2 separate regions of the Mus musculus genome follow, and region 2 is linked to region 1. A link is a loop called in an ENCODE intact Hi-C map of the cell type or tissue named here. Cell type or tissue: heart. All regions are shown on one strand. Links, peaks and the distances in the headings refer to the core of each region. The heading gives the core; the rest is flanking DNA.

Region 1 (5,377 bases), core at 1-5,000:
ATCAAATGTCAATGTTTCCTCTTACTGATGAAAACAAAAGAAAAGAAAAACAAAACACCAGCAACAACAACAACAAAAACTTAGTTTTTTGGAGTTGGGGAAATGGTTCACATCTTTAATCCCAGCACTTGAGAGAAAGGTGGACTTCTGTGAGTCCAAGGCCAACTTGGTCTACAAAGTGAGATCCAGGACAGCCAGGGCTACAAAATAACCTCAACATTCCCAATTGTTCTCAAAGTTCAGTGCCTGTTCCATGCTTACAACATACTTTATATATGGCCTAACATGTATAGATAGTACATACTTCACTGGACTGTTGGAGAGGCCAGTAGGTATACAGTACTTTGGGATACACCTGGATCTTGTAAGTGCTCAGCGCCATCATTACTGCTGTCTGCAACTAAATACCAACACTGCACTAATCATAAAGGGCAGCTCTACATACATTTGAACTATACAGTTATAAATCTACAGTAAATTCACATAATAATTATAGACACAGTTAATTAAGTACATCATCCCATCACAATTGTGTTCATAACACTCACCAGCTTTTTGAAAGGAAATATGTCATACATTATTCTACAATATTCCATGGAAGATTCTACTGAGCAAGTCCACAAGGATTTGGAGATGGGAGCCAAAGGGATGATGCCTTGGGTCCTGTTCTTCACCAGCATATCAAACTCCACATGCTGCCTACAGGATTCTGCCATGTATGGGCAGTGATCCACAACAAACACTGTTTTATGAGATTCAGAAAAAATCTTCATTTTGTTTTAACCTGTAAAAGGATAAACAAACTAGTCAAAACGATGACACATAACATTTATCATAAATGATTTCTCACTTAAGTGTGTTTTCAAGATTTGATACGGATCCTAAGTTCTGAGAATTTTGTGCAAAAAAGGCCAAAGTAATGGTGCCAGTTCAAAGAATATGCCACATCATACCATGCAGTCTATCTACCAAATGAAGTTAGTTCATACTTCTTTTTTTCTTTTACAAAGCACTTAAAATAGAAGAAAACATCTGTGCACATTGTATTTGATTCTTATGCCTACAAATCACAGATCTAATTCCTCAAATGTATTTATGGTGATCCTTGTTAGGGGCTAAGGGAAATCAACAGGAAAAGACTGACAGCAAAAGTACAACCCAAAATAGACACACATCTCCTACGGTAACTGCATATTGCGTCTTTCTATGGCTTCAAACTCATCCTCTCCCTCCACTTGCAATACACTACAGTAATTCACCACGTAGACCACAACAAGCAGATGCTATCCCATGCTGGCGAAGAGAAAACACTTCTAAAACTTTTTCTTATAAACACAGAACATGTGGTGCACTGCCCTGCTTCGCTCCTAAAATTTTACAGACCAAAAAAAAAAAAATTTTTTTTTTAAACCTACATTCTAAAGCACCTGGGAAACAGCAAGTGTTCAAGGTAACAAACCACCTTAGGGTCCCGCTATTACCTCCTGCTGCTCTGGAACGCACCGCCCCTCCCCGCCAAAGTCCCTGTCTGCAAACCTTCTGCACACACCTGACTGCAAGGGGGGTGGGGGGCGGCGAACGAGGTGAGTGGATGGGGAAGACCTCGGCATCGAGGTTCGCTTACTTTCGTGCCTGGTCCTGCAGTGAATGAACGGAGGCTGAGAGAGAAGGCGGACGAGGGTGGGTGGGGAGTCGGCGCACAGTCGGTCTGGTACAACCCGCAGAAGACTGACTGCCCGGCTCATCTCCCAACACTCCGGCTGCTTAAACGCAGGGGCGCGCGCATGCGCGTGCAAGCACAAGAGCGCACTCGGACTCGCGCGTGCGCACGGCGCTCTCGCACAGCCCCGCCATCTTCCCTTCTCCTTAGAAGCCACCAGAGGCCGAACCGGAAGAGGGCGGAGCAAGTGAGGGGAAAAAAAAAGCCTTTAACATTTGTTCCCAATCAACCGTAGGGAAGAACGGTCAGGACGACCCGAGAGATCCCCCCACAAAGTACTAAGCCACGGCCGGGACAAGCCAGCCTCGGCTCTGGACAGGCAGAGCCTACCCACCCAACCTCCCCTCTCCGCCTCCAGTCCGGGCCGGTAGCCCCTCGGAAAACACGCGAGAGTGTGCGAGCGGCAGAGCAAAACCTTGAGAGGGGGGCGAGGAGAGAAGCCCCGCCCCCTCCCCGTTCTCCAATCAACGGCCAGCCGTTTACCGGGGGTGGGGCCTTCGGGAACCAGCAGAGGGAAGTCTCGCGAGGCTTGTCGCTCAGCGGCTGCGGGTCGCGGAGGTTCTGGTCCGCCCGGGATGGGGCCGAGACGAGTGGGTTTCCCGTACGTCCCGCCGCTGTGTGAGCAGGACTGTGCGTCCGCTCGCTGAGCAGGCGCAGCGAGGGCGCGGAGACCACTCCGTGGGCACTCCACCTCGCGGGTGGTCGTCGCCCCAGGGGGACTGAAGCGCAGTGGAATAACTACACGCGTGGGCGAGCCTCTGAGCCGGGCTTCCTCTCTCCGTGCTCTCCCTGAGGTCCTGCCGGGAACTGAGGTACGGAAAGTTCCCTGAAAACCCTGGGCCTGCACGCCGCGGGACACCCCTTCCGGGTTCCCCTTCCTGCCACTCGGGAGCTCCGTGGGCGGTGGCCTGAGGGACTTGTCACTGTTGAGTTTACCTCAGCACACTTGACCGCGTTTGCGCCTGGGACTTAGCCACGGTCCTGAGGGAGCTGCTGGGATCGTTTGAGTCCCTCAGCGGCCTTCCAAATTCGGTTTCAAGTTGAAAAACTGGTTTTCTCCAGACAAATGTTTCAGAAGCTCCAAGTGTGTGCATTCCACCATTTTCAAGAACAGTGCAGTTCTCTGCTTTCAGAGTGATGTGTGTGGACAGGATGCTTATTGGTGTGTGTGGTCTGCACGCATTCTTTCTTTATCCCATTCTAAGGTTTTCTTTGAAAGACACATGCTTTTTATATTGCTACCAGCATCTGTGTCTGCTCCTCAAGAGTGAGGACTCTCTTTTCTTCCCGTCCTCCTTTCCAGAACACGGACCTCAGAACTGCCTACGTTCTGTATTCCACTCACACTGCACCAGGTTTTTTTGCTTCTTTCACTGTGACTGTTACAGTTGCCCTTCCTCCACCCCAAACCGGTGTCCCCGCCTCAGCCTTCCATACTTACTGTGACATGTATTCGCCTGAAACTTTTTCAAGTTCTAATTTAAGCATATCGATTCATCAGGGTTTTTTACCATCCTATCTCATCATATTTTACCTTTTCAGTGTCATCTTATTGCCACCCCTAATTCCTTTCCAAACACTGTGCCATGTGAGTCCATATAGTCTGCTAGAATGCTTGCTTTTCCTTCTGTCTTATCATCTATCAAAACCCAATTCATAGATGATTCTTTTTAGACTCCCTCCGGTGACATTGACAGTACAATGAACTCGGATAGCTCTTGACATAGTTTTGCAGTATTCATTAGGATGTATTATTTGTTCAATTACCTGTCTCTCCTGCCAGCTTGAACTTGAGTCTGGAATCATGTCTTATTCATGTTTAAAACAAATGCTATCTCAGTGTTGGCACAGAGCAAGCAATATATATATATATATATATATACACATACACGCACATATATATATTTATTTATAATGTCATTCTAAAGAATTTGATATAAAAATTCTGTCTCTTAGAAGTCAGAATATTAGAACCTAAAGGAACTTTTTTTAGGGTAAAAGCCTTTACTTACCTGCTTTGAACATGAGCAGTCATGTACTCCTAACACTTATGTAATTGTACTTTTGTTGTTAGTGGTTGGAGATTGTATATAATATCAAAAGCACATGCATGCACACACCCTATGTATTCAAATGACTCTATGTTAGTATCATGTTTGACAACTAGGATTTTATGTGATGCAAATGTTTTTGATAGTGCTCAGCATAAGAAAAATTTTACCGACTCTTGGCCATATGTTAGAAATAACTGGTTTGGGTTAGGTTAGTCCTTTTTTGGATTGTTAATTTGAACACACACACAGCATAGCCACGATTTTAAGGAGCATATAAATTGGTCTTCATTCAATGTGCTCTTTCTCTCAAATTGTGTTCCTTTCAACTTTAAGAACTGCTTTTCAGCCAGGCGGTGGTGGCACATGCCTTTAATCCCAGCACTTGGGAGACAGAGGCAGGTAGATTTCTGGGTTCGAGGACAGCCTGGTCTACAGAGTGAGTTCCAGGACAGCCAGGGCTACACAGAGAAACCCTGTCTCAAAAAACAAAAACAAAACAAAACACAAACAAAAAAAGAACTGCTTTTCTTCCTCAAGCTCCAAGTACATTAATTTTCAGGAAGAATAGAAACTTTCTGTAATTTCAAATAGTTTATATGTCTTTACAAGATACTCATTTTTATGTGTTCTTTATATACATTCTTTATGTTTGTTTATGAGTTGTTGTTGGAATCTGTACGTAGACTTGACTGTCCTAGAACTCACTTGATAGACCAGGCTGGCCTTAAGTTCACAGATAATCACCTGGCTCTGCCTCCCTAGTGCTGAGATTAAAAGTATGTACCACCATATTTGACTATATACATTCTTGATCTCTTAAAGTATTTCTCTGAATGACTTGAAACACATTTTTATTTTGCTATTTTCATGTGCCAGTTAATATATTACCTTTGTATTTACAAACACTAGAGGTACCCACCCGAGCAGTAACAATTTAAACTCCTGACATTTAAAAATACAGCTGTCATATGTCACCATTTTTTTTAAATCTCCAGAAATTGGGTAATTAGTAGATTTGTTTATGAAAGAAACAAGAGTTACTTGAATTTTTTCGGATTTTTCCTTAACTAAAGCTAAAAAGTAACCAGCTGGCAGTTGCTGCTGTGGGTGGGTGGTGGTTTCTCTAAGGAGCAGCAGAATGTTCTGGACCATCTGTAAGACTCTGACTGCAGATGTCTTAGTGGTCGAGTGGGTGAAAATGTGGCTAAAGCAGGAAGCAAAAGAAGAAAGGAAACTTGTTTCTTAAAGGTGTACCTTTGTAATTTGAGCCTACCTGTTTAAAATAATTTAAGTGTATTATGGCTAGTTAAGACAAGCACTGAGAAAATAAGCAAATACATTGAAAATATTCCTTTTTTAAATTGGAGTCATTTTTTTTAGTGTGTAACAGAATGTGTTAAACAGTATCCCACTTTATTTACTGGTCAAAAGGGAAGAGAAGCATCTTTCAAAAAGGATGGCAAAACAGATTCACATTATAAAACATTTTAAGCTTTTCTGAGGTTTACAAACAGGAAATGAGTATATAGATTTTCAGAAGCTGTGTCACTGTTTTTCTGAAATGTTAATTAGGTGTTGAGTTTTCTGTTTATAATTCCTTCTG
Region 2 (5,377 bases), core at 138-5,137, 150 kb after region 1:
CTAGCACCCACCAATGAGATTATAGATTACCTAATTCTTCTAGAGAGTTCCCTTGGTTTCCTGTAAGAAGGCCTGCCTGCCTTTGTCTGGGATCGTCATTTCAAAGAATGGTTGACCCTTGCATACTGGATGTTTCTGTGGAATAAACACTCTTTGTTTTTGCATACTATCTGAGTCTGGGCTCTTCCTTCAGTGATTTTTGGACCCTTACATTGTATATATGTGTCTCTGTGTAAGTGTGCACATGTACATGTATGTAGGTGCCTCTGGTAGCTGAAAAGGGGCATCCAATTTCCTGAACTGGAGTTACTAAGGTGTGCACCATCTGCTGTGGGTGCTGGGAACCTAACTCTGGCCTTTTGTGAGAGCAGAAGAGGGCCATCCTCTAGCCCTTGCATATATTGTTTTAATAGTGTAAAAGCTAAGGGTATTTCATAAAATCCCACTGTTTGAAGAATGGATTTGTTTTTTTTTGTTGTTTTGTTTTTTTTTTGTTTTTTTTTTTTTTTGTTTTTCGAGACAGGGTTTCTCTGTATAGCCTTGGCTGTCCTGGAACTCACTCTGTAGACCAGGCTGGCCTCGAACTCAGAAATCCACCTGCCTCTGCCTCCCGAGTGCTGGGATCAAAGGCGTGCGCCACCACACCCGGCTCCAAGAATGGATTTGTTAATAGTGATTGGGAATATTGGTTTGTCTTACTCAAAGACCAGTTTTATCTTAAAAAGCAAAACTCTTGTCACTTTCCCAAAACTCTCCCCTGTGTTCTCCATGGGAAAGTGATTTTCTAAATATCACACACTCTTCTCCCTTTATCCACAGATTCACTTTGGCAGTACCCACAGTCAACCATGTTCCAAAATTATGAAGTGGAAAATTCCAGAAATAAATGATTCACCAGTTTTAAACTGAAAATGCCGTTCTAAGTAGCCAATGAAGTCTCTCACTCCCCTCACTGTGTTGCTCCCAGGACGCTAGCAGTTCCTCTGGAGTGTCAATGTTGTGTATGTGAAACTCCTGGCCCCCTGGGAGGCATGGTCCTTGTTCCAATAATCCTCATTTTATTTCATAATAGCCCCAAAGCACAAGAGCAGCTGGCTGTCTACATCAAAGATAAGATTTAGCCTGCTTTTGTATTGTTAAGACTGGGTCTCACTCTGTAGCTCTAGCTGGGCTCAAACTCACTATGTAGCCCAGGCTGGTCTCAAACTTGCCGCAGCTTCTGCCTCAGCCTCCTTGGTGATGGGATTACATGCATGAAACACTGTACCTGGCGTCAAAGTTTGTTTGTTTGTTTGTTTTTTTAAAGTAAATGTTGTTGAGGTTGCTTAAATCTATGGTTCGGTTGTTAATCTCTTACTGTGCTGGATGTATAAATTAAGAGTAGGTGTGTGTAGGACACACAGTGTATAGTGTTTGGCTAGTCCGCGGGTCCTGAAGTTTGCCTGCCTACCTTTGATGCGAAGGGAAGAGACAATGACGACGACAATTTTCTAGCCTAATGCTGTATGTTATGTTGTCAACTGCTCTGGGATTTTTCAGGTAAGTTTAGCAAATTTTCATGTATGCTGGTAAGTTTCTTGTGGTCTTCCTAAATTCTAAATCCTCCTAAGCCTTTCGGGTTCAGTTATAGAGACGTGGAAGTCACAGAGCTGCTACATTGGTGATCTCTCCTCTATGGAGCCATCTTTGCATTGCCTTGAGGAGAGCTCCATCACACCAGGCCTCTCTCAGGGTCAGGCAGAACCAGTTAGAACTGGAGAGGGCCATGAGACAAGAACGTTACAACGCCCAGTAGTGATTAGACTGAGCTCAGGTTCCTGGACCAACCTACACTTCCGCCCGCGAAGGTGGGGGTCGGTACTGGCGCTGACGCCAGAAGGACACTTCCGCCTGGGTGCGTATGACGTCAGGGGCGACCCCTTTAAAAAAAAAAATCTAGGAGATCAAGTCTCGCGAGATTCTGGCGCGGCCGCTTTGGCACCGCCTCACGGGGCGGGACGAGGCGGGGCCTGGCGCGAGAGACGCGCGCCGCGGGCTGCGGTGACTGAGGAGGAGGCTGAGCGGGCGCGGGCGACACCGGCAGGTGAGAGCGGGCGAGGGCACCGGCGCCGGCGCGGGGCAGGGCCGCGGGGCTAGGGCGGCGCTCGCTGCGGGGAGGTGTGAGGGGCTTGGCGCGGTACAGCCCGCGGCGCCCAGCCCAGGTGTCCCTGGCGGAGCGGAGAACCGCGGCCGTGCGCGGCGTCCCCGGGCTGCAGGCGGGGCCGCGCCCCCACCGCCTGTCAGTCACCGGGGCCTTCGCCGAGCCGGGTGCGGCAGCCTGCGTACCGGGAGCGGAGCCGCCAGCCCCGCGCGCGTCCTGCTCCGGGCCCACCTTCCCGTCCCCTCCGGACGCAGAGGGCACGGCTCGCCGGCACAAAGTTGCCGGTGCACAGCGACGGCAAACTGTGCCCGAGCCGCGGCGTCCCTGTCACCGATGCTACTTTCTCTGTTGCGGGGTCGCTCTTGGGTCCCGAAGTTTGGAGAAACGCGGTGAAGAGATGCGAGGTGGGTCTGGAGCAGCGGCTGGTGTAGAGGTGCGCTGCTGCCGCCCCTCGGGACTCACTCGGTGCAGAGCCGGCGCGCTCTCCGGCTCCTCTGCAACTTGGGACGCGTTTCGGTAGAAGCCACTTATGGATTTGGCTCTGGTATTAGCCACACGACTGCCAAGAAGCCAGGCGAACAAAGTTCAATGGTTTTAAGGTGGTGATTACCCCTTATTTGGCAGTCGTGGCTTAAATCGGTCAGGTCTCCCTACTTTAAGTCAATAAGCCTTGCAATTTGCATATCAAGTTGTCTTGATGTCTCACGCACAAGCCTAAATGGAAAGGTTTTTCTCTTACGCCTCAGGATATATAAAACAATTAAGTTTATTATGCTCTTTCCCTCGTGGCCAAGAGGCACTTTATTTGAGTTAGTTGCTCTTGTGTCTATTTGGGGAGATAATTTAGTTAAATATACGATAAATTATGATATTGCGCGAGGTCATAAAAGTACTTTTATTTGGAAAATCCTGGTCTCAGAAGAAGTACAAGGGATAAAAGTTTGGTATTTGCCTTCGCTCTGCTGAGCGTTTTTTCTCCTAGTTAGAGGCCCGATTAGGCATCCCATTTGTTGGGATGTGTTTAGAATGAGAAGCATAGTTCGGTGTAGTTTCCGTGCTCTTTTGAAAGGCCTTGCTGTTAAGTAATGAACAAATTAGACTCAGAAAAACCACATTAAATAGAATACTGGAAGTCTCAGCACTTGTTTTCTTGAGTTTGCTTACAAATAAGCCAAAGAATAGAAACTAAGGCTGTCTAAATAAAAAGGTGTTCTCTGCAGTTTTTATTATTTAAAACAGTTTTAAATTTTAAATATATTTTGATCATAGTCCCTTCTCCCTCAAGCCCTTCCAGATCCTCTCCTCCTCTCTACCCACCCAACTTTAAGTTCTTTCTCAAAAACCAAACTCTGCAGCTTTTTAAATACTAGATTTTAATTTCAAAAAGTGGGACATTAAGAACAAAGGAAAATGATAAAAAACCAAAATGATAAAGCATTAGTCTCAGTTTGGCCATTTTTCTTTAGAAAAGTTCCACTCTCTCAAAGACCAGTGACATCTTGTTAGTAGAATTGGTAACATGCCTTAGCAAGTGCCTTCTCACAGAGCTAGGAAAAGTTGAAGACACCAAAGCCAGGAGGATTTTTGTATCTTGCTGTAATGTTAAATGAGTTTATTTTCCATAAATGTAGGACCAGTTAAGCAAGCATATTGCTGTTTGAGAATCCTAGCATTACTTTCAAATCAACAGATGGGCAAGCTATGACTGGGTTAGACTAGACATATGCAGAAAGCCTGCCCTTGAATTTTTATATGAAAAGCACCATGGTCTCTTTCAGTGAGATGATGAAAGCAAGCTTAAGGCAGCAGAGTTGTGTTTAAACAAGCAGGTATATTCTCCTATCCTTTCTTCTTTGTTCCCCCAACAGTTTCTGTTCAAGTCCCAAGGAAGTATTTAGTGAGGCATGATCAGTGCTGCCATATACAGGCTACAGGGCACTTCAATCTCCAGGTAAAGGTTCTGCTGATTGCCAGGATATTATTGTTTACAAGCATTGGAAGGAGGGATGAAGGGAGAGAAGGGTTAGTTGCCTGCCTTACACAAATGCTGTGGTCTTTGTCCTGAGGGAGAAACATGTGACTCCACTTCCAGTAACTAGAATATAAAATTCCTACTGAAGCCAAGGAAGGAAGGATCAGTCCTACCAGACAACTCAAGGGTTTCAGGAGGAAAAGGCATCTGTGCAGATGATTTGGATGACCTGGTGGATGGTAAGACTGTAAGAGAACACTTTATACAGGGCCTCTGTTGCCAAACCCTTCGCTTATATATCTTGTTTACCAGAGGGAGCGTTTCTATTACTCCCACCTTGCTGAGGGAGTAAATGAGGTGTCAAAGTCAGGTAGACAGTAAGTAGTAGAGTTGCTTTGGCCTAGACACCATGGGTTTACACACTACCTCCCATTGTCATTCAGGAAGGTCTTGCTCAGGTCTGTAGTTGCAAAGAGTGGATTTCGGAAAATGCATCTAAATTTTGGGAATGCCAACGAAGTGAAAACCTAGGTAAATGAGTTGTGGTTTTTGTTTGTTTTTGAGACAGAGTTTCACTGTGTAGCTGTATAGTTCCAGGGTGTTCTGAAACTTAGTCCAGGCTGGCTGTAACTCACACAAATCATTTGCTTCTGTCTCCACAGTGCTGGGACTAAAGGTATGCACCACCACACTCAGCAAAGGAAATATTATTTTTGGCATGTAAAATTTAGTCACTTTGAAAGTTACTTTTCATGCTAATTAGTTGTAGCCATCAAGTGAGACCCATGTAGATTCAAAATGAGAAATTAGGAATACCCCTTCCCTGCTGCAACATTTCAGTTGTTGTATTATATCTTGTGTGTCTAAAGGCTACTTGGCATTAGATATTGTTTGGATTGAATTATGAAGTTGAAATTGAGTTGATGTCAGTCTCAGACCTTTCAGTTTTTATTTCCATAAATAGCTATTCCGATAATGTCTGAAGCAAGGTTTGGAATAGAGTTTTGTACATGTGTAAAATGAGAGAAGTTCAGCCATGGATACTCAATATTGGAGTGTCATTTAATGTCTCGGAGAATGTGAAGTCACAGGTGTTAATATCAGACACTGTGCTTCATACAGGTCTGCTAGATAAATGGATGTTGAAAAAATTGTCTGTCAGGTTCTAGTTATGAATTTTCAGGCTTAATGTTTGGTACTGGTTAACTGAAAACTGGAATCAGTAAATTCACTTAAACGTAAATGGTGTATATGTGAGCATTGGT

What was found. Peaks named below come from ENCODE experiments on the same cell type or tissue, not always from the same donor. Only the 100,000 strongest peaks of a DNase experiment are listed, where the experiment ranks them.
Region 2: a loop joins it to region 1, with 2.8 times the contacts of the local background. A loop is called at or near these places in 4 of 42 quality-filtered maps.

The regions. Positions count from the first base shown.
Region 1 is chr6:146,575,677-146,581,053 of GRCm38, forward strand. Ints13 (integrator complex subunit 13) reads right to left here and starts at 2,159. Exons shown (of 18, transcript NM_138757.2): 1 at 1,625-2,159; 2 at 549-784. The coding sequence starts at 773. It overlaps Fgfr1op2 (FGFR1 oncogene partner 2), which reads left to right and starts at 2,235. Exons shown (of 7, transcript NM_026218.2): 1 at 2,235-2,532. In heart, for the core only: a CTCF peak has its summit at 1,882 (motif pointing right); DNase peaks (open chromatin) are centred at 1,835, 2,165 and 2,545; H3K4me3 peaks cover 3,710 bases; H3K27ac peaks cover 2,514 bases.
Region 2 is chr6:146,722,965-146,728,341 of GRCm38, forward strand. Stk38l (serine/threonine kinase 38 like) reads left to right here and starts at 1,966. Exons shown (of 14, transcript NM_172734.3): 1 at 1,966-2,083. In heart, for the core only: a CTCF peak has its summit at 2,074; a DNase peak (open chromatin) is centred at 1,987; H3K4me3 peaks cover 1,979 bases; H3K27ac peaks cover 1,936 bases.